Linked DNA regions of Homo sapiens: all the other regions are linked to region 3. The links are chromatin loops, found by intact Hi-C in ENCODE. Cell type or tissue: OCI-LY7. All regions are shown on one strand.

Region 1 (8,000 bases), 730 kb after region 3:
AATCTAAACATGTGTGCTATCTCTTTAGACTTGGATCCCCTATTAGGAAAACTGCTGGGTTAAGGGAATTATCAGTGGTTAATGTTAAATCATCTTTTTCTAACAGAATAGTCTCATACTTTAAGATTCTTGAGTCAGTAAGCCACCTCCCTGCTTTCTGGTTTAAGATAGTTCTAACTTGATGGGGCGTTATTACTGTCAATTTTCCTCCAAAGGTTAACTTCCTGCTTTCTTTGACCATTAGTGCTGTAGTCACAATGGATTGGATGTATTGAGGCCACTCACAAGTAACTGGATCTAAGACTTTTGACAGGAAGGCCACCATGGGCTGCCGATGGCCTCCGTGTTCTTAAGTGAGCACTCCTAAAGCTACCCCATTATCCACATTGACAAAAAGGTGGAATGGCTTTTCCAGGGAAGGTAAGGCTAAGACAGGGGCTGTTATAAGCCTTTTTTTCAGCTCTTCAACCTGATCGACTTCCTCAGAAGTCCACAGGAAATGGTCAGTATTCCCCTGGGCAAGTTTTGGATATAGAATTTTACTGTTTAGTGCATGTGAGTTAATCCATAAGCAGCAGTATCCAACTAATCCTAAAAATTTCCTGAGTTCTTGTTTAAGTTTGAGGCAAGGGTAGGGACACGATTCCCTCAACTCATTCAGGCCCTATTCTTCACTTCTCTGCACTTATCAAGTGGTCTAAATATTTAATTTCAGGTTCTACATACTGAAGCTTTCCCTTTGAGACTCATAACCCCTCGAACTGCAGATGGTTGAGAATATGTGTAGAGAAGCCAGCTACCTTCTCTATATCTTCACCAGATATAAGAATATCATCAACGTATTGGAGCAGGCATATTTGTTTGGGATGATAACTTTTTCTAATACTTGTTCTAAAATTTGACTGAAAAGGTTAGGGGAGTTTGGGAACCCTTGGTGTAAGACTATCCATTGATATTGTTGTTTCTACCCTGAATGGGGATCCACCCACTCAAAAGCAAATATATCTGGCCTATCTTCAGCCAGGAGACATACCCAAAAAGCATCCTTCAAATCTATTACAGTAAACCATTGATTATTATATGGAATCTTGCTGAGAATGGTGTAAGGATTGAGGACAATGGGGTGGGTAGTTTGGACTATTTGGTTAATAGCCCTAAGGTCCTGTACCAGCCGATATGACCCATCTAATTTCTTGGCTGGCAATATTGGGCTGTTATAAGGGGACATAGAGGGCCCAAGAAGCCCATCTTTAATAAGACCTTCAATTATAGGTTTCAACCCTATCCTGCCCTCTAGGGGAATGGGGTATTGTTTCCTCCTTACTACTTCCCTGGGGTTTTTTAGCTTGATGTGCTTAGAGGGACTCAGAGTTTCCCTCAGTTTCCTTCTTTGGATCAGACATTAGGATTAATATATTTTTCATCTGCAGTGGTAAGTAGCTTTAATGAGGTGAGGAATCCTCTTGGGCTGAGTCGCAGGCCTATGCCTAACTTCAACATTAAATCCCTGCCTAGTAAATTAGTCCCTGCTTTAGGGATTAACAAAAACTGAATATGAGCTGATTGAGCCTGGTATCTGACTTCTGTGTTTTCTAAAATTTTTGCTTTAAATCCTTCTCCCTTTACCCCACAAACCAAAAGTTCCTCTGAAGAGCAGGCAATATTAGATGGGGGGGAAACAAACAGAGGATCGAGCCACTCCTGAATTGACTAAAAAGATTATAAACTCATGCTTAGGTCTCACTTCTAGACTTATCAAGGGCTCCTGGTGGGACTCAAGATAAAAGAGACAGAACCCCTGACACCATTATTTTCCTCAAAAGCCATGAGTGGAAGGGCTTCTTTTTCCTTTTCTAATTTGGGACATTCTCTCTTGAAGTGGCCTGTTCTTCCACATTTGTAGTGCCTACCTTGCCCTTCCCCACTCTCAGTTCTGGGATTCTTTGATTTTACTCCCCCATGCTATTTAGATGGCCTGGTAGACGAGAGCCTTGATCTTCCCAGTGGAGGCTTGGGTCCTTTAAAGGAGGGTTTGGAACCTTTATAGTTTCTGGCCCACTGGAAGCTTTGTTTAGGGGTACATGGGTTTGGAGCCATCTGTTGGAAGGTGAATAACATAAGTTTTGTCTTTTGTTTTTGCTTTTCTTCGTCTCTCTTCACAGATACTTTTTGAGTCTCTCTGAGGTTCACTTGAGGTCATTTCACTTGAGGTTCACTTCTCACTGAAGTTCACTTGAGGTCAGTTTTCCCAATCTTCTAATTTTTGTAACTTTTTTGAAATATCTGGACAATGTTGGCCAGGTGCAGTGGCTCATGCCTGTAATCCCAGCACTTTGAGAGGCCGAGGTGGGTGGATCACGAGGTCAGGAGACTGAGACCATCCTGGTTAACACGGAGAAACCCCATCTCTACTAAAAATACAAAAAATTTGCTGGGCGTGGTGGTGGGCACCTGTAGTTCCAGCTACTCGGGAGGCTAAGGCAGGAGAATGGAGTTAACCTGGGAGGCGGAGCTTGCAGTGAATCAAGATCGCACCATTGCACTCCAGCCTGTGTGACAGAGAGAGACTCCATCTCAAAAAAATAAAAAGAAATATCTGGACAACTTTTAGTGACAAAATGGAGCTTTAACATTCCCTGTCCCAGGGGATTTTCCAAATTTAGGCCTGCATATTTTCTCATTTGCTCCTTTAGTCTGTCTAAAAATTTCATAGTCCACTCATCTCTCTCCTGTTGTTGTATATCAAATGCTTTAGAGAGATTTTGAGTTTGGGGTACTGATTCCCTAGTTTCTTTCATTATCATTTCCCTTATGTCTTGCATGTTTTCTTGGTGAGCTGCATTATTATTATCCCACCGGGGATCTTGGGCAGGGAATTTTTGGTCCGTGGTAGGAACGTTTTGACAAGGAGGGTGTTCATATTCCCAAATTGCCATAGCAGCCCTACGGATCAGATCATGCTTCTTTCCTCCTCCGAAAAAAGGATGCCTAGGATGGACATAAACTCGACCAAAGTGTATAACTGAGGTCCCAAGAATTGATCAACCTGATCTGCCACCTCATAAGTGTCGTCTAACGATGGCTTAATTTCCTTTTTCAAACTTCAGACTTCTGAACTGGTCAAGGGAGCATTCACAAATACAATGGCTCCTCCTCCTTGTGACATGTCTTTTAAGGGGAAGAGAGCTGGGGCTGACTCCTTAGGTGTGGAGGGAAAAGGGAAGTTCTGAACGTCCTTTTTACATTGCTGTACCTCATGCTGGAGTCCCTTTAGGGAGAGGTATTTAGGCTGACAGGGGACAGGCTCATGGGATGATGACATCCAAGAATTAGAGTTGTAAGGAGGAGTAACAGCGTGAGCAGGAGAAGGATCTGGGGTGGGATCTGGGGTGGCAGCAGCTGCCCGAGGGGAAGGGTCAGAGGCACTGAGCAGGGCAAAATGGTATAGGGGATCCCATGTGCTGGCTTTAGGTGTGGGAGTCAGCTCGTCTGACTTTTCAATTTGAGATACTGGATCGGGTTCTTCCCTAGTTGTCTTTATGGGAATAAAGACAGGTCCCTGTCTCCAACAAAGAGCATAGTCTAGTTCTTCTTGAGAAACCAGATTTTTATCATTAACATATTGAATTAGAAGTTGACATATTACATCCTCAATCGACCCAAACTTTGGCCAGAAGATTGAGGGTTTGAAAATGGGACCTTGGGTCCAAATGAAACAGCAATATTTTATCCTCTAATGCTTTTTCTTATGTTTAGTCCTCTCATTATTCTTCCAATATTTTAACATGAGACCCAGGGGACTATCAGGGGGCATGTCTTTGTTACTATCCTCTTCTTTTTTGCTCCCTATCTTACTTGGGGCTTTTCCCATGTTAGGTCCTGGTTAGGCTCAATCCCGCATGCTAGAGATTTCTTCCCTATCCTTTATCGCCACCTGCTGGAGGCTCCTTGCATCCTTCTTTCGCTTCATCCACTCTGGCTGCTTCCCTCCCAGGAATTTTAGGTCCCTCTTAGCATTGGCATCATGGTATAAACTCCACAGCAAGATCTGCCCTGAGCCCTATGAGGATACAGTAAATTCCTCTTCAAAGGTTTTTATTCAAATAAAAAACCGCAGATAGGACCCACTCACTCCTCACAGCAATAATGCTTAGTATCATCCACACAAACAGCACCACAAGCAGTAGTGCTTGTGATCATTCACACACACTTTCAACCTCCAGAATATCCCGACCACCAAGGAAATACTTTGTCACCCCTGCGACATTTCTTACCTCGGTCTGTGCACAGTTACCTGGTCGCCACGGTATGTGAAGATCCTTTCCCCAAAGTTGCTGGCCTGTTTCTTTCCACGTTGCTGAGAGCCCGGGTTTATTAATCGCACCAGTTGAGTCTTGATTCCTTACCTTTATGGCCACTGCAACGAGGCAGCGGGGTGCGCCTCCTCAAGGGAGAGGACTGGACCCTCCCCTAGAGGAGAATGGGAATGCTGGGTGGGCCCTTAAATTTGTGGAAAATAAATTTTCAGCGCCGCAAAGAACCGTCAGCACTCCAGCAACAAGTTTTTACAGCAAGGCAAATTTACTTCTATGGAAGAGTGGTCTTGCAGATGGAGCAATGGCAAGATCACACCGGACAAGGGAGGGGAAAGTGTTCTTATTTCTAACGCAGCTAGTCCCTACTGTTGTGTCTTTTCCCTATTGGATAGGGTTGGACTGCACACTCTAAGCCAATTCAGATTGGCTATTTAAAGAGGGCAGGGGTATGAGCTGGAGTGGCAGGGTGAGTAGTTTCAGCGGGAAAGACAGTTACAGAGCAGGTGTCTAAGGATGACTAAGGACAGAGCAGGTTACTAAGAATGACTAAAGACAAAGCAGGTGTTAGAGGCTAGAAGGGGGCTGTTTAATGAAACTAGGGGCAAGGAGGCATAACGAACGAGGAAGTTAAACTTTAAAACGGAGAACAAAGAACAGAGAAGCTGAACATACTGACATATTTGTTCTTTGATGAGGAACTCAGAACTCATTGTACTTAATCTTCCCCCTCTTGAATTTTAAAGGATGTTTACAGGCTAAAATCTTTGAAGAGGAATTCACTGTATCCTATTCATCAGGTGTTCTTTCCACCAAGCTTTCAGCCGTGTCAGGTGTTCTTTCCGCCAAGGGTGCAGCCTCATCAGGTGTTCCTTCAGATGTTCCTTCTGCCAAACACAGAGTCTGGTTAAATTTTCCTTCGCTAAATATCATCCTTCTGACTCTTTACCTGGAAAACTTCTACTCATTCAGCTTGCTTTCCTTAAATACTACCAAACTTTTGTTTTCTCCTTTTTTTTTTTTTTTTTTTTTTTTTTTTTTTGAGACAAGAGCCTCGCTCTGTTGCCCAGGCTGGAGTGCAGTGGCACGATCTCAGCAGATCACTGCAACCTCCGCCTCCTAGGTTCATGAAATTCTCCTACCTCAGCCTCCCATGTAGCTGGTATTACATATGCATGCCACCCAGGCCCAGCTAATTTTTTGTATTTAGTAGAGATGGGATTTCACCATGTTAGTCAGGGTGGTCCCAAACTCCTGTGCTCAAGCAATCCGCCCGCTTTGGCCTTCCAAAGTGCTAGGATTACAGGAGTGAGCCACCGCTCCTGGACACTACCAAACTTTTTAAAGCTTTAATTCTTCACGTTGGATATAAAATGTCTGACACATACTGAATATGGTAATGACATAATAAGTGATAATTATAAGCTCCCAAAGGGGTTCTCGCACAGAGTAAGCACTAAATAAAGTAGTAAATAATAAAAAAGATGATAATAACAAGAAAAATGCTAAGTACCTTAATAAACTAGTAAATAATAAAAAATGACAATGATAATAGCAAGAAAGATGCTTAGTACCTTAATGATACCTGACAGTTATTTGTTAAGTGGACAAGTGGATAAACAAATAGAAAACATAGTTAGGAAATTCTGTTGGAAAAATGAAGAAATTCAATAGAGACAGCTCTATTGTATTATGAGCACCTTAAAGACCCAGACTATGTGTATTCCATGTTGGTCTCCTGCAACTTGCAAAATCTAACTTATAGAAGTCCTTTGATAAATATGTAATAAATTAAAGATGTGCTCATACAGTTCATATTGTACAATGTATTGTGTCACATTTAGGTATCACAGTAGCACTTTTGTTATTGTGAAAATTTTTTCCACTTTTATTATAATTCGTTGAGCCTAGAGTTGAGCTAGTTTTATATTTATAATGATAATATTTTGGCTAGTAGGAACAGAGTAACTTGTTGTAACAAAATTACTATCAACACACTAATTATTCAGCAGATAGAACAACACATCTTGTTCTAATGAAGTAAACATATCTTATTTGGTTTCAACTTAGAGGGAATGAAGTTGATAATAGTGAGACCTTGTTGGTACAAGACTATGTAACATAACCTGTACTTCTCAACAAAGAATTGCTTTTCTGACTTCTGCACTCAGTAGGTATCTTTGAAAAATAATCTCCTACTGGTACTGATGCACCCTCACTAAGTTATGTTAATTCTTATTGACATTCATTTAGGGTGCAAGAAAAGTATTATTGAGATCCAAATTCTAAAGATAGTTACTTTTTTAGTGACAAAAGTCACTATGCCACACAGTTGATCTTTGAATAAGGGTTTTCACTCTAGGAGCCCACTAATAGACAGATTTTTCTTTTCCTTTGCCACTGCAAGATACTAAGACAAATCTCACCTCTGCCTCCTCCTTATCAGCCTACTCAACATAAAGGCAATGAGAATGAAGTCCTTTATGTATAATAATTCACTTCCATCTAATAAATAGTGAATATATTTCTTCCTCTTTATAAGTTTCTTTTCTCCAGCTCACTTTATTCTAAGAATACAGTATATAGTACATATAAAATAGAAACTATGGGTTAATTGACTGCTTATGCTTTCAACTTTTTTCAGGCTCCAGGTCAACAGTAGAATGTTAGTAGAGTTTTGGAGGAGTCAAAAGAAACAGATTTTCCTATAAAGCAGATTTTCAGCTGCATGGGGGGATCAGCACCCTAACTCTCATGTTGCTCAATACTCGACTGTAATTAATTCTAATTTTCTGAATGCAAATCATTTATTACAAAAATTAAATAAAGCCCAGAAGTTCAAGACCAGCCTGGGCAACATAAGGAGACCATGTCTCTACAATAAAGAAACAAACAAATAAATAATTTATTTGTTAAATTAACAAATAAACATTTTATATGTTTATGTTTAATAAACAAACAAATATTTGTTTATTTAACAGTTTATTTAACTGTGTTTCTTTATAGGTTATAATATTCAAATGTTGCAGTTTTCTGTTATTAATTCCTACTTTTCATTATTAGATGTTCTATTATTTGTGGCTTGTAATTCAAGGCACCTAAGCTATTTTATAATTTGTAATAAAATTTATTTATAAATATATTAATTCATTAAATTGGATAAGCTGATAATCCCCTATTACTGAGCTCATCAATCACACCAAGGATTATACATTTTATAACAAGCATAAATTTTTATGACAGTTGAGGAAACATAAAATAGATAAACTTAAAAATTGTTTTACTTATTTATACAAAAGTATTATATAGGATATTAGGGACCACAATTAAACAAACATTTTTTCAGATAATATTTTTGAGATTATAAACTACCTACAACTAAATTCTTAATGAATTCTGAATTATAAACTAAAAAATTAAATCAAAGCTTTGTATATAAAAAAACACATATAGGTCTATATGTAAACACATGCTACTTACACATTGCTTTTCTAATAGCTCTTTTGTGATTAACACTCCTATAATCTTATGGTAGCACCACCAAGAGTAGTTTACTATCAGAGGTCTTACCTGGATTACTATTTTGAGAATTTTTAGATATCTTTTGTTTATATTCCAAAAGTTGTTGATGAACGCTATGTATAAAAATGAAATAAATAAAATCACTATTTTAACATTGATATAAAA
Region 2 (8,000 bases), 260 kb after region 3:
CATATTCTTTTTTATTTTCTTTTTTATACTGCTTACATTTTCAGTGTTACATAATGAGCATGTATTACTTCTGTAATCAGAAGAAGGTGGTATAAACCTCACCTTAATATAATAAAACAAAATTACTGGCCAGGCACAGTGTCTCATGCCTGTAATCCTAGCACTTTGGAAGGCTGAGACTGGTAAATCTCTTGAGCTCAGGAATTTGAGACCAGCCTGAGCTCAGTGAGACAGTGAGACCTCGTCTCTGGAAAAAATACAAAAATTAGCCAGCGATAGTGGTGTACACCTGTAGTCCTAAGTTACCTGGGAAGCTAAGGTGGGAGGGTGGCTTGAGCCCAGGAAGTGGCTGCAGTGAGCTGTGATTGCACCACTGCACTCCAGCCTGGGTGAAAAAGCCAGACCCAGTCTCATACAAAAATAAAAACAAACAAACAAACAAAAAAGTTATTACTTAAGTCTCACATGCTGTCTTGGAGCCATCTTAGTGTTGAGGGATTCAAGAGACTGGAGAGACCAATGGGTGAGACAGGAGGATTTTATTAAAGTGACCACTTGCCCAGTGGATTTGCATCCAAAAGGCTGAGCCCGGAAAAAAGACGGGGCCTGGTTTTTAAGCATGCAGCTGTGCAAAACTTACAGGGCGGGCTTAGCAAGCTTACAGAAGCAGAACAAAGGCAGTTAATCAAACAGTGACAAGTGTATGACTCAAACATGTCTGATGACCTCTGCTGGGCCACCCAGCAGGCTCTCAGCAGATGGTAACTATTTTAGGCTTGCTCAGGCATGTCTTGTGACCTTCTCAGGGTCACACAGATGGAAAACAGGAACTTAAAAAATCCTTATAAACTTACAGAGATAGTTACAAAAATAGTTATGAGAGCAGAACAAAGAAATATTGGCCTGGGAAAGAATCTCAAAGGGGGAAGCTGATAAGAACTTGTTTTTCTCATCCCTGTTCCTGGAGTCCATTCCTTCTGGGCTCTTCCTGGCCTTGTATATAAAGTTATCTTAATTCTAGCACGGCCTTGGAGTGAGTCAGCCTGGAACAGGCAGGAACTTAGGTTTTTCTCTTTTTAATTTCTGCTTTAGTAGGCCAGGGTTCTGATTTTCACTGCTGAGAAAGTAAAGTGTGTTCAGGCTGCCCATGGTTCTGGGCCCCCCCGGGTCTCTGAGGAGGGCTGTCCCCTCCATCACAGAGAATATCAGGACACTAGCTTGTTCTAGTTATACTTACACACTCCTCTCATGTTGTCTATGGAGTGGTGGATGCTGCAGGGAGGGTGACATCCTAGTTAGTCCTAAGAGCCAGACTGCCTGAAGCTCACTATAACAAGTCCTGCCTTGGGGAAGAAGGAAGTGTGTCTCTGTGAACCTCCCACCTGGGCCGAAGGGAGGCCACTCTCTCTGCTGCCTCTCCCCAACCTTGGCCTTCTGTGCTCCTAGTGAACCTCTCACCCCCTGCCTACAGGCCTCGAATCTCAAGACCATGATGACCTCTGGTCACCCCTGAATCCAGAGCTTTCCTTTTACAAAGGGGAAACTGAGACCTGGAGCAGGGCTGATGTTCAGCCAGCGCACAACGGAATGGCCGAATTGGTGGTAAAATACTGAAATAGTTCCAGTGTGGATGGAAAGGGGCTGCTGCCCTAAGCATCTCTACTGCCCACCTCATCCCTTCCTCCAGGACCCTGGGTCAGCACCAGGAGCATCAAAGTGGCCAGGATTGGCCGGAGCCCATGCTAATGGCTCTGCCAGCCCTTCTCCCCACCAGAGAGGGCAGGGGGATTCAGGCCATCTAGAGGTAGCATTGTGACCGTATCTGCAGTAGTCAATCCTTGTGTGCCACGGTCCCTGACTTTGTTAATAAGGGCACCAGCCTACATCCCTCTGGTACTCAGTGATAAGCATCTAAAATCTTCTTAAAGAAAAAATTTAAAAAGCTTTCAAAATATATGACTTAACATATGAGGCTGCATAAACATCTCTAGTAGTTGTCCAACTGGTGCTTCTGGTTCTGCCTCCCCAGAAAGTGGATGACCTGGGCCACCCTCCACCACTGCCCTGTAAGGCCATGGGACACACAGCCCATCAGTTCTCTTCATGTGGTCATCCCCTGTTAGATGGGAGAAAATACACCTGCCTCATTTTTGTACCTTCTGTGTGAACATTCCACGACAGAACTTCACTAAATGTGTGATGAAGAACTGAATGAATGAATGAATATGAGAGAAAATGAATAAATGGCTCAGATCCTGGGCTGGAAGTCTGTGTATGAGGATGGTGGGTAAAGGAGGGTCTGTTTTTCTTGCCTTTAAGTCATTACTTCTCATTTTGGGGCAGGAGCACAGGCTTTGAATGCAGACCGACTGGACTTTAATTCTGGCTTTACTAGTTGTGATTGTGTGATCTTGTACATGTTACTTAAACCCTCTGTGCCTGTTTCTTTATCTGTAAAATGGAGATAATAAGATGTCAAAGGACTGTGGTAAGAATTAAATGCTTTAAACAAATCTCAGTTTGTATTAAGTCCTCAATAGATTGGGTTTAGCATCATGAGTGCATGTGTTTCTGGAGCAATGCTCATCTTGGGCTGGTACCTACACAGAGAAAGACTCTGGCCTCTTCTCATCCACATGTATCTGTCTTATGCCTGGTTCCCATTCCCAGGTCCTTGGAAGATCCATATTGCTGAAACAGTGAAGGGTGATAGGCACCTCAGGACAACTAAGTTGCTCCCCAAACATCTTCCCCCTCCCAAACGCCCCTGTGGTCTTTAGCATTTAACAGGAATCTCTCGACACTCTCAAGGGATGATCCTCTCATGGAAGACCAGTAGGGAGGAGGCTGCGGGAAAGGTCAGGCACTGTGCACTTCCCTGACAGCTGCATATGGTTCTGTTTCCAAGCCCACGGGTCACTACAAATAAGGCAAGTTATATGACATAATAATGTGATTCTTTGGTGCCTCAGTCCACACGGCACGTTAATACTCCTAGAGTGGATTGCATGGTGGTCTATCAAAAGATATGTCTACCTGGAATGTGTGAATGTGCCTTTATTTGGAAAACAATCTGCAGATGTAATTAAATCCAGCACCTTGAGATGATTAGGATGGGCCCTAAATCCAATGACAAGTATCCTTATAAGAAAAGCGGCAGGTAGGGCACAGTGGCTCACACATATAATCCCACCACTGAGGGAGGTAAGGTGGTGAGAGGATCACTTGAACTCCAGGCTTTCAAGACCTGCCTGGGCAACATGGTGAGACCCTGTCTCTCCAAAATGTATATAAAATATAATAGCCAGGCACGATGGCACCCGCCTGTAGTCCCAGCTACCAGCTACTCAGGAGGCTGAAGTGAGAGGGTAGCTTGAATCTGGGAGGTTGAGGCTTCAGTAAGCTGTGTTCATGACACTGCTCTCCAGCCTGGGGGGCCTCTCCAACCTGCACTAGAAGAGCTGGGCCCTGGCTCTGGGCACCATGCAGCCTCTGAGGTGAGGCTGAGCGCCAGTTTCTGCCCTCCTGCAGCTAGAGACCAACACCCTGACTTAGGCGTCGTGGAGGCTTCTGGCCCAAGGGTCCGCGCTGCTGGTGGAGCTGGCAGGGTCGGAGTTTGCCACAGCTGCTGCTGCGCGCCTTGTGCAGGTTACCACTGCAGCTGAATCTACAGCAGAGGCAGGCAGGGCTGGTCCCAGACAGCCTGGGGGTCGCTGAGTGGACGGTCCTTTCACCCTAGAGTCAGCTCTTTCTTGTAGGCGCCCAGATCAGGGTGTGCAGGCGCTGGGCACAGGGCAGCCGCCAGGAAATGGCTGAGCTGCCGGTTCCCGCCCTCCTGCAGCTGGGGCCGGACCACCTGAATTAGCCGCTGGGCGGCCTCTGGCCCTGGAGTCCGCCTGGCTGGTGTAAAAGCATGGTCTGGAGTTGCCATCAAGTCTGCTCCGCGCGCCATGTGCAGGTGGCTGCTGCAGCTGAGCCCATGACAGAGGCTGGCAAGGCGTTTCCGAGGCAGCCTCAGGGTCATTGAGTGGAGCACTATCCCACCCTAGGGTCCGCTCTTCCTTTGCCTGAGCCCAGAGTTCGGGTCGCGGGCACTGGGAACTGTGCAGCCAAGGAGACTGGGCCGAGGGCAAAGGTTTCTGCCCTGCTGCAGCTGCGGGGCTGACTGCCTGAATTAGGCGCTGAGGCGGCCTTGTCCCCCGTGTCAGGGCTCTGGTGCAGGCAAAGTGCCGGGTTGCTCTGCTGCTGTCGCGCCCTTGTACAGGTGGCAGCTGCAGCTGAGCTCTCAGTAGAAGCCGGCAGGGTTGGTCCCAGAAAGCCTGAGGATCGCGGTGTGCACCACCCTCTCAGCCTAGGGTGGACTCTTCCTTGGCCCGCGCCCAGAGCTCGGGGTTTCGGGCGCTGGGCCCTGTGCAGCTGCCCAGAATAGGCTGTGCGGCTGGTTCCCGCCCTGGCAAGGCATCCAGCTATGGAATCTGCACTGCTGTTGGGGGCAGGTAAGGTCGGAGGAGGGGGGTGTGGTTTCCACCATTGCTAACGGGCGCCACCTGGCGATGGTAGCTGCAGCTGAGAGCATGGCAGAGGCTGGCAGGGCTGGTCCCAGACACCCTGAGGGTCGCTGAGTGCACCGCCCTACCCCCTAGGGTCTGCTGTTCCTTAGACTGCTCCCAGGACGTGGTGTGCGAGCGCTAGACACAGAGCAGCCTCCAGGATGGGGCTGAGCGGCCGATTCCCGCCTTGCTGCAGCTACAGTCTGAATTAGGCTCCACCGCAGTATCTGGCCCTAGGGTTCGTGCTACTGGTGGCATGGACAGAGATGGGGGCTGCCACAGCTGCTATGGGGCTGAGCAGCCGATTCCCGCCCTCTTGCAGCTATGGGACCGACCACCTGACTTAAGTGCCTTGGAGGCGTCCGGCCCTGGGGTCTTTGCTGCTGGTGTCTGAGGGCAGGGGCAGGGCTGCCACTGCTACTGCCCTGTGCCATGCGCAGGCGCCAGCTGCAGCTGAGCCCAAGGCAGATGCTGGCAGGGCTGGTGTGAGGCTGCCCAGGGGTGGGTGAGTGCACCTCCCTTCCACCCTAGGGTCCGTTATTCCTAGACCAGCGCCCAGATTGCGGGGTCGTGGGCGTTGGACACTGTGCAGCCATGAGGATCTGGTTGAGCGCAGATTCCTGCCCTCCTGCGGCTGAGAGGCCAACCTCCTAACATGCGCTGCAGTGACCTCTGGCTCTGGGGTCCGCGTTCTTGCTGGAGCTGGCAGAGACCAGAGCTGCCACCAATGCTGCTTCCAGGAGTGTGCATGTGGCAGCTGCCGCTGATCCCGCGGCGGAGGATGGCAGGGCTTGTTCCAGAAGGCTTGAGGGTCCGCGAGTGCACCGCCCTCCCACCCTAAGGTCTAGTCTTCCTTGCCCGCGCCCAGAGAGTGGGATTACGGGCGCTGAGCACAGTGCAGGCGCTGGGATGGGGCTGAGCTGCAGGTTTCCCCCCTCTGGCTGCTGGGGGGCCGACCGCCTGAGTTAGGGGACGCGGCGGCTTTTGGTCATGGGGTCTGCACTGCCGGTGGCTTGCACAGGGTCGGGGGCTGCCACAGCTGCTATAGTTCACCGTGTGCACTTGGCAGCCGCCCCTGAGCCCACCGCTGAGGCCGCAGGGCTGGTCCTGTCCCAGACGGCCTGAGGGTCACTTGCCCGCGCCCAGAGCACCGGGTGGCGGGAGCTGGGCACTGTGCAGCCTCCGGGAATCCGCTGAAGGGCGCGTTGCAGCTCTCCTGCAGCTGTGGGCCGACTGCCTGACTTTGGCCACTAGGTGGCCTCTGGCGCTAGGGTTTCCGGGCCGCTGGTGTCGGCGGGCGGAGTCCGGGTTTGCCACCGCTGCCCACAGGCTCACCATGGCCTGAGTAAATGCTCGCACTGCTCATACATCCATTTTTAAAAATTGGGTTGAACATGAGAACATAATCATTCATATTTTATCCATTTGCATGTATTCGATAACATCCTTTCCCTGTTCTTGTCTCTGCTTTGCAGCCTTTTTCTTCAAAGAATGAATGTTTCCATGTTTTATACCCACAGAATTTCTGGTTTTTCCCGTTGGAGCCCAAGGAGCAAGGGCAGAATGAGGAACATGATGTTCCTTACAAACAGTTACTCATGAGGCTGCAGCACAGAAACTGCAATAAATGTCAGTTACAAAGTGTCCATGTGCATTTTAAATTGATGGTTATTAAAATCCTTCTTTATCTATAGGGGATCTAAAAAATTAAACAATTCGTAATTTAAACACAGTTGCCAGGTAGCCTGAGTCAAAAATCAGGAGAGGCTCCATGGTCTGAAGTCTCCTAGTGCTCACCTTGGTGAGGGTCTAGTTGCCTAATGGGTTGGTGTAATGAAGTCATTCTAACACAAGCAAAACACGACTCCCTTAGTTATTCAAAAAATCAGGAAATAGAAAAAAATAAATGAGAATAAAATATTGACAGGAGAGAAAAATGAAGAGTTAATTGGCGATTTGAAGGAGGTGAAATGGACAAAAAGTAAATTTAGCAATTAGAATTTAAAGTCAGTAGATAATTAAGTCGAATAATTTATTCTTATGTCCATGTATTTTGGTTTTAAAGTTTTGATTAATACTCACTCAACACTAATTTCTAACAAATTAGAATATTATCACATTGTCTATTTTTACCAGTGAGCTTGTAATAAAGATCCACTAGTAATCTTAGTACACCAAAAGAAGCCCATAGAATAAACTAATTTTTAAAGAGTCACATTTTATTCAATGCCTATTTGTACATGTTACTAGCAATAAACTCTTTTATCTTTAATTTTGAGAAGTTTTACAAATACAGCAAAGCAGAATGACTAATAGAGCCGGTAACCAGGACACAGATTTGGAAAAATAGGTCTAATTGGTTGTTACACTGTGTTTATATCATACATTTCGCTTATTTTTATCAAAGAAAAATCAGAATTTATAAAATGTTAATTAAAAGGAAAACATTCTGAGTAAATTTAGTCCCGTGTTTCTTCCTCCAAATCTCTTTGTTCTACACTAACAGGTCAGGATAAGTATGGATGGGGAGGCTGGAAAAAGGGCATCCTTCCCCATGCGGTCCCCAGAGCCACCCTCTCCAAGCAGGACTTGGGGAACATCCTTCTCCATCTGGGACCTGAAGGATGTCCTTCTCCACCCAGGACTTGGGAGGTGTCTTATCCACCCAGGACTTGAGGGGGATCCTATTCCATTCAGGAGTGGGGGAAATTCTTCTTCATCTGGACTTGGGGGGCATCCTTCTCCATTTAGGACTTGGGGGGCATCTTTCTTCATCCAGGACTGGGGGGTTATCCTTCTCCATCCAGGACTGGGGGTTGTCTTTCTCCATCCAAGACTGGGGGGTTATCCTTCTCCATTCAGGACTTGGGGGACATCCTTTCCCATCCAGTAACTAGGGGGCATCCTTCTCCATCCAGGACTGAGGGGGATATCCTTCTCCATCTAGGACTGGGGGGCATCCTTCTCCATCCAGTATTGGGGGTCATCCTCCTCCATCCAGGACCTGAGGGGTGTCCTTTTCTGCGCTTCCTTGGATGGCAGGCTTTCCTATGCAGTCATTCAGAAAGTCAGGCTGACACATGTTGTCGTCTTGAACTCTGGAATCTCATCTCTATTCTAGGTGAATCCCTTCATGTTTATAGTGATTTACCATTAAATCACTGTGCCGTTTTTTCCTAAAATATATGGGGCGTGTTTTTTGTTCTGACTTCTGTTAGTCCTTTGGTCCCTAGCTCCAGTTTTTTTGTAATTTCTTTTGCAACCTAATATGGGTCCCATTTAGTAAGTATTACATATATTAGAAAATGTATATTCAGCATTTGTTGTGATTTTAAAATATTTTATAAACACATAACATCTTTGTCTATTTCCCATTTAAATTCAGAAGTATGAGTTCCAGCATCCCTCTCTAGACCTGCTCTTCCTGTTAGTTTCTTTGTACGTCCTGGA
Region 3 (8,000 bases):
GCTACCAATCAGAAGAAGAGGGAAATGAGAACTCTTCTTGGCTTGAGTACCTGAGTAAAGGATCTAACCATTCCCAGACAGGCGGCCCACAAGAGAGAAGCAGGTTAGAAGGAAATACCACGAGTTGTGTTTTGGTCATGTTAGGTAGAGGACATTTGAATGCAGAGTAAGTCAAACTCTTAGGGCAGGGGAGTCAAGAATGCTCCATTGCAGTGGTGTCAGCAAAATGGCAGGGAAGGCAGCTCTAAGCTCCCATCCTTCCATAGGAATGTTGAATAAACAACCAGACACTGTCAGAACCAACTTTGTGAGAACCGGGAAAATAATCAAAGGTGTACGGCAACTAAAAGAATGCTGGATCAACACAAAGGAAACTTAAAAATGATATGAAAGCTGTGTGGCATTTTTGCTTGTCCCACAAGTCCAGCTTGGTGATAGTCTTGAAGACGGCAGGCTGGATTCCCCAGGCTGGGACCCTTATCCCTGGTTCCAGAGAGGAGAGCAGATCTGATTCACAAATGATTATGCTTGTCTGTTTTAATCTTTCCAGAGGCTGTCTGAAGAAGGTATTCATCATCTCTGTTTTACCTGACCCAGAAACCATTCTGCTAGGAAAAACAGTGGGCATTGCTTGAAAACAGTGTTCTGTGGTTGAAAAACCCACAGTCACCTTGGGCTGGTGGGAATGTAAAATGGCGCCTCTTCTGGATCATCGTTTGGCAGTTTCTCAAAAGGTCAAACGTAGAATCACTATTTGATCCAACAATTCTACTCCTAGGTATATCCCCAAAAGAATTGAAAACAAGGATGCAAACATATGCGTGTACACTAATGTTTATAGAAAAAATATTCACAATAATCAAAAGGCAGAAACAACCCAAGTGTCCAATAACAGAAGAATGAATAAACAGTGTGATATAAACATAAATGGAATATCTAGCCATGAAAAGGAATTAAGTATTGATACATACTGCAACATGGATGAGTCTTGAAAACATTTTGCTAAATGAAACGTCAGACACAGAACACATATTGATGCTTTCACTTATATTAGGTACATAGAACAGGCAATTATAGAGATAAAAAGTAAATAAACAGCTTGGGGCTGAAGGAAGGGTGAAATTATAAGTTATTGCTTAATGAGTATAGAGTTTTAAGTTGATGAAATATTTTGGAGATAGTTTGTGGTGATGGTTGCAAACCACGTAAATGTCATTAATACCATTGATTTGTACACTTAAATTGCTGAAATTGCAAATTTTATACACACAACCCTGACATATTGCCAGGATTAAAAAAATAGTAACAAAAATAGTGAAATAAGGAAGAATGATTTCCTAGACAAGCACGAAAATCCCTTGTAAGCTAAGTCTACAAAGCCCTCTCCAAAATGATGCAAAATTAAGCTACTTTTACATTTTTAAAAGAAAATGCATGTAATCTTAACATCAAAACCCTTAACTAAAGTAAGCATTTCTGATCGGAGTGTAAATTAGTTCAACCATTGTGGAAGACAGTGTGGCAATTCCTCAGAGACCTAGAACCAGAAATATCATTTGACCCAGCAATCCCATTACTGGGTAGATACCCAAAGGAATATAAATCCTTCTATTATAAAGATACATGCAGGTGTATGTTCATGGCAGAACTATTCACAATAGCAAGACGTGGAATCAACCCAAATGCCCATCAGTGACAGATGAGATAAAGAAAATGTGGTACCTATACACCATGGACTACTATGCAGCCATTTGCAGGGACATGGATGGCATTGGAAGCCGTTACCCTTAGCAACTAATGCAGTAACAGAAAACCAAACACCGCATGTTCTCACTTATAAGTGGGAACTGAACGATGAGAACACATGGACATATGCGAGGGGAACAACACACACTGGGGCCTGTCAGGAGATTGGGCAAAGGAGAGCATCAGGAAGAATAGCTAATGGATGCTGGGCTCAATACCTAGGTGATGGGATGATCTGTGCAGCAAACCAACCCGACACACATTGACCTGTGTACCCTGCACATCCTGCACATTTGTACCCCTAAACTTAAAAGTTGAAGAAAACAGGCCGGGCGCGGTGGCTCACGCCTGTAATCCCAGCACTTTGGGAGCCCGAAGCAGGTGGATCACGAGGTCCAGAGATCGAGACCATCCTGGCTAACACGGTGAAACCCCGTCTCTACTAAAAAGAAAAATACAAAAAATTAGCCAGGCGTGGTGGTGTCGGGTGCCTGTAGTTCCAGCTACTCAGGAGGCTGAGGCAGGAGAATGGTGTGAACCCGGGAGGCGGAGCTTGCAGTGAGCCGAGATGGCACCACTACACTCCAGCCTGGGCGACAGAGCGAGACTCCGTCTGAAAAAAAAATTTTTTTTGAAGAAAAAAGTAAGCCTCTAATAAAGCTCTTAAAGAGATATTTTAAAATAAAGGAATTTTTTTAAACAAAATATAACAATAACAGCAAGCTCCCTAATCTCTTTCCTGGGCATCTCTGACCTGAGAGTCCTGCTGAACCCCCAGCTGCTCCCCCAGGCCACCCCACAGCCCCCTTAACACTCCAGCCTGTCCGTCATGTTCAGAAGGAGCTGCTCAATCAGTCCTGGTGTCTTTCTCAGCCCCTTCCAATTCTCTTTCTCACCTTTGGCCTAACCAGCAGTTCTGAATCCTGGAATGAGTTGGGTAGAAAGCTGTGCTTGCTCACAAGTTACTGTTTTTGACCCTGTCACAAATGTTTGTTCATTATGTAAATGTTCTGTGACTGCTTACTTGCTCAATCAGGCTGTCTATAGATAAAGAAAAAGGCCCATCTCCCTGTTCTGATTTGTGTGCAAAACTCCCAATATGGAAACTGGTAACTGCTTACTTAGAGATTAATATACAGCACTGTCATTTATTTTATTATGCAATCTTTATTTTTCTAGAACTTTGAGAAGATAACACATAAGTTCATATTAACATATAATCAAAAGACTTAATGTATATAAATGCACACAACATGCAACAAGATAATTCGGGGAGGAGCATGGAATGTGGAGAAGAAGACAATAGGAGAGATCAAATAAAGCCAGGAGTAGAGTTAAATACAAATGCATATACTGCCTATTTAAAATGGGTCGAAATTTTGACTCTAAACTTTCTTGCAGAAAACTCTGAAAAGCTGGCATATACATTTATATAATTTGCAAGCTGCAGGACAATGCAGGCTGTGTGCCTAACTCCCTGATGGTAAGATAATGCAGATGTCCCCAGTGATAGGAGGTAGTAAGCCAATTTTGTTTTTGTTTTCTCTCTAACGATGTATTCTGAATGACGTTTTCTGCAGTGGCATGCTCTTAAGCCCATAGCTAGAGTAATATGCACTTCCCAGCATGTTAGCTGTGACACCCTCCTTTCCATTCCACTCAGGAGAACGTACTGGATTACAGACGAGTGAGAATAATGTTGAATGATTAACTTTCTTAAGTAATTTCTTAACTCTAACATTAATAAAATTAAGACTTACAGCCGGGTGCAGTGGCTCACTCCTATAATCCCAGCACTTTGAAAGGCCAAGGCAGGCAGATCACCGGAGATCGGGAGTTCGAGACCAGCCTGACCAACATGGAGAAACCTTGTCTCTACTAAAAAAAAAAACAAAATTAGCCGGGCATGGTGGAGGCTGAGGCAGGAGAATCACTTGAACCCAGGAGGCGGAGGTTGCAGTGAGCCAAGATCGCACCATTGCACTCTAGCCTGGGCAACAAGAGCCAAACTCCATCTCAAAAAAAAAAAAAAGACCCACAAACTTTGATCCTTCAGCATTAGTAACAGATTACTCTAATATTTTCATATTCCAACATAATGTTTGAGAAACATAATGTTTGTGAACAGCGTTAAATTATACAAAATCTAGTTATGTACATGGGAGTTATCAGTAAGGATATTTCTCAGTTTTTTTCCAGAATGCATTAAAAAAAAAGTAAATCAATTATTGGCTTCCTTTAGATTGTGTAGAGAAATAAGTACAGTAAATATCTCACTTCCCACACTTCCTTAACCTTCCCTGCTCCTGCAGGCTGAATATTATTATCTGCTGCTTTACATGGCCTGATAGTATTTGGGTATTAACAATATGATTGTGCACTGCTATTGCCTCAAGAGTGGTCCGGCTCTTTGAATGCGTTGGAAAAAACAAACAAAAACTCTCTTGAACGTGATACTGTATTTCACCAGCAGAGGGCAAGCTACACTCAGTTGTGCCTATATGTGACGAATTCTGTACAAAGATTTCGTACACAAGCCATAAAGGCCATTTCTTTCTAATTGAAGTAAGTAGCCAGAAATCTAATAATATCTAAAGAGATCGATCCGATTAAGCTTTAATTTGAGTTCATCTTGGTCTCAAGGGGATTGAATTTAGTGGGTGGAACACAGCAACAAAGAGGCAGACATGCAAGGACTGGGGTTGGCAGTACCTGGAAATATCTTCTTCCCCCTGGGGAAGAAAGATTTTAAAAGGCTGGAAAGTCACCTGGGCCTCAGCTTAGTGGGCTGGTCTTGAAATTTAGCTGGACTTTAGGCAGTAAAATCATGTCCTGGACCATTGTGGCTGAGGCAAGTAAAGACTGAAAAATCAGTGGAAAAACTTGGAGCTTGGGGCTGAGAACTGTCAAGAGATGAGATACCCATTTGGTGGGATGTGGGTCTGAATTCAGGGACAGGCTCAATAAGTAGGCAATGGGACCCCTGTGCAGGAAGCGCCTCTATCCCAACAGCCAAACAGATTAGGAGGATTTTGCTGGGATGAGGTCAATGTCTGCATGAATTCCCCCAGACAGAACAGTCTCTAGTACTGGCTCAGTCATGCACCTTGACCCTAAAGCCAGAGTCTGATGGCCCCACTCAGTCCCTCCAGCCCTGTTCCATGACAGGACACACAAAGCATTCTTGATTCAAGCCTAATGCTCTCCAGCACCTTCCTGGCATGCCCTGTGGAAAATGGACAGATTTTATAAAATATGCTGTCCTCTATTTGCAGCCCTCTAGCTGGACTGTCGTGGCCCCCTTTCTGCACACTGAAGGGGATCTCTGACACTGACACCTGTCGGTACTATGTCTCAACCTGCTGACCCATTGGAAGCTACTTTGGATGACCGCCAAAGTGGGACATTTTATGCTTTCCAAAAAGGGAGAAAATTGACTCAGGAATTGTCCACATGATTTTCAGCTCCTGAAATAATTCAATGACATAATAAATATTTTAAATGATTAGAGTTATTATGAAAATGTTAATGAACTTTAAAAATCCATCAGTTTGAATTAACAATGTTATTTTAGATTTCTTTTGGCACCATGATGAAATTTTATTTATAATACCATTTTTTTGGCTTAAGGTCTTTACATCTTGTTATATTATTCAAGTTCTCATAATTTTATGAAATTTAGAAATAGTTCTCCGATTATGAATCCTCTCTGTTAGCTAAATTTAATTGTTAGTATAGTATATTCTTTTCCCTTTTCTTTTCTTTCTTTCTTTTCTTTCTTTTTTTTTTTTTTTTTTTTTGAGATGGAGTTTTGCTCTTGTTGCCCAGGCTGGAGTGCAATGGCGCGATCTCGGCTCACTGCAACTTCCGCCTCCCAGGTCTGAGTGATTCTCCTGCTTCAGCCTCCTGAGTAGCTGGGATTACAGGTGTGTGCCACAACGCCTGGCTAATTTTTTGTATTTTTAATAAAGACAGGGTTTCTCCATGTTGGCCAGGCTGGTCTTGAACTCCTCACCTCAGGTGATCCACCTTCCTCGGCCTCCCAAAGTGCTGAGATTACAAGAGTGAGCCATTGTGCCTGGCTTCTTTTCCCTTTTCATACTACATCATTAAAGTGAGCCATACTGGCCACTATAAAGTAGTTCTCATTGAGATACTGCAGGTGCATGTTTTGGTTATAAAATTGTTCTCATATAAATATCACAACTAATATATTAGACCTATGCTGTAAAGGCAAAATTATACACTATGGCTTTGTTCTTGCCATTAATTACCTTTTTGAAAATATTTTATTACATTCTAGTGGAAAAAGATTTCTCTCAGGTAGCAGAGCAAATAAATACTGTAAGATCTATAGTGTGATCAACGTATTCTGTCTTCAATAAATTTGAAATAAAAAAGACATGAAAAGGCATGAAGACAAAAGTCCAAGGTTTAGGGATTAAATTGTGTGTGGCTGCCAATTACAGAAATTAACGGAGACATTTTGTTGCTTGACACTACTTTATAGATTGTGCTAGAAAACGTAGTGGTCAAATTTTAATGTTTTTATGATTGTCATACTGTGATGACTGTGAGAATGAGAATCACAACCTCCAACTACAGGACAGGAGCCATAATTGACAAGGGTTCTGTTATATCCCTGCACTCTGAAATTCATTGCCACCTTTGCAGCAAGACCACTCTACCTATGGGTTGCTCCCAGTCAGTGACTGAGCACACCAAGATACTTAGAGCTGCCCCTGGTAGATGAGGGATTCCTTTGACAGATGACTGGCTCAAGACTCCCAAACAGCCTTGCCAAACCTTCTTTGACATTGCGGCAATCCGGAATGCTTCCACCCAGCATTCCTTCTCTCTTCCCTGTCTCCTTCACTCATGGTGGACATCCATTGTGCTCTGATAGCTCTCCCAGCCCTACCCAGATCCGCCCCCCATTCTCTCTCATGGGCATTTTGCACATTTAATTCTGTTTTGGCATTTGCTTCTCCGAGGACCCAGGTGAAAACACATATGATCAAGGGTATAGTTTTCAAGTTAGCATGTCTAAATGACTTTAAACCAAACTACATTCTATATGTATCTCTGATAATATTTTTGTAGTATCTGATAATTATAAAAGCAACACATGTTCATTAGACAAAATACAGAAAACATGTAAGCCTTGCACTTTTTTATGCCAATGTTTTTTATGATCTTGAGTATTCAATAATGGCGGAAATTTATTTGTGTCACAGAAACCTGTCTTACCCTGGCATGTCTTGGGAACCACATTTAAAAGTCGGTTTTCATAAATTATTGGTAAAATAAACTCATACATCTACACTATGCAACTGTGCAATATAAACATACTGTTACGTTTCTTTATATGGAGAAATTTTCATGCTGCCTTACTAAGTTTAAACACTAAAACAGAAAGAAAGCCTGGGAGGATTCACACCAAAATGCTAACTTTGACATTTTGAGTAGCTACTTTGGGATTTGCGGTCTTTTTGTTTTATTTGCTTGCTTATCTCTGTTGTTTGAATAATAAAGGCGGATATTTCATTGCTATCCTAGGCTTAAGCATCTTCTTTAGGGTAGTTTAAAGTAGATACTCTTATCTTGGGTGCTTCATTCATCTGGAGAACATGGCATGCTTCCTTATCAGTTAAGTCACAAATTTGACAATTAACTGATATTGTTGGTTGACATGTCTTTGATTATGATGTAATACATATTTCAGGGAAAAATGCTTTTCAAAAGTATTTTCCATTAGGAAATATCATTAGTATTAGCGTATATCAGACTATAACAAGAAACAGAAATTTCATTATCCCATTGCTCTTTTTATGATGCTAAATAAGTAGTCCCCCTAGCAGCCCAGATTTATGTTACCAAAAAATCAGTACACTTTGGTTTGTCAAATTAAAATTCAGAAGACTCGAGGGCCCAGATCTGTCTCTAACTATGTGCGAGAAGTCAGATGAACTTTCACACAGCCTTTCTCCAACAAGCGAGATTGTAACTTCTGAGGTCTCATTCAACCGTTTCCTTCCATGATTCCAAATAACTATTTTTGCTTTTTGAATTGGTGATAATAGCAGATAGAAACTTGTGGTAAAAATGGGCCCTTCGGCCGGGTGTGGTGGCTTACGCCTGTAATCCCAGCACTTTGGGAGGCCAAGGTGGGCAGATTACAAGATCAGGAGTTCAAGACCAGCCTGGCCAACATGGTGAAACCCCGTCTCTACTAAAAATACAAAACTTAGCTG

Evidence for each region. Peaks named below come from ENCODE experiments on the same cell type or tissue, not always from the same donor. Only the 100,000 strongest peaks of a DNase experiment are listed, where the experiment ranks them.
Region 1: a loop joins it to region 3, with 21 times the contacts of the local background. A loop is called at or near these places in 22 of 110 quality-filtered maps.
Region 2: it touches region 3 in a loop (5-fold over the local background); 62 of 110 quality-filtered maps call a loop at or near these places.

Annotation. Positions count from the first base shown.
Region 1 is chr2:132,143,029-132,151,028 of GRCh38, forward strand. It overlaps ANKRD30BL (ankyrin repeat domain 30B like), which reads right to left. Exons shown (of 6, transcript NM_001358416.1): 5 at 7,884-7,948; 6 at 4,563-5,200. The coding sequence ends at 5,103. Among named protein-coding and RNA genes, the nearest start is that of ANKRD30BL, 15 kb to the right of the region's middle. In OCI-LY7, a CTCF peak has its summit at 3,974 (motif pointing left); DNase peaks (open chromatin) are centred at 3,953 and 4,813; H3K4me3 peaks cover 585 bases; H3K27ac peaks cover 2,283 bases.
Region 2 is chr2:131,668,327-131,676,326 of GRCh38, forward strand. No RefSeq gene overlaps it. Among named protein-coding and RNA genes, the nearest start is that of LINC03124, 10 kb to the right of the region's middle. RefSeq lists a cis regulatory region at 570-877 and enhancers at 670-849, 4,047-4,685, 4,211-4,510, 4,686-5,325, 5,326-5,963. In OCI-LY7, CTCF peaks have their summits at 4,522 (motif pointing left), 4,726, 5,826 (motif pointing right) and 6,035; DNase peaks (open chromatin) are centred at 715, 3,915, 4,275 and 5,805; H3K4me3 peaks cover 2,495 bases; H3K27ac peaks cover 2,703 bases.
Region 3 is chr2:131,409,123-131,417,122 of GRCh38, forward strand. No RefSeq gene overlaps it. Among named protein-coding and RNA genes, the nearest start is that of LINC01120, 10 kb to the left of the region's middle. RefSeq lists a silencer at 4,759-5,005. In OCI-LY7, CTCF peaks have their summits at 4,221 (motif pointing right) and 4,420; a DNase peak (open chromatin) is centred at 4,219.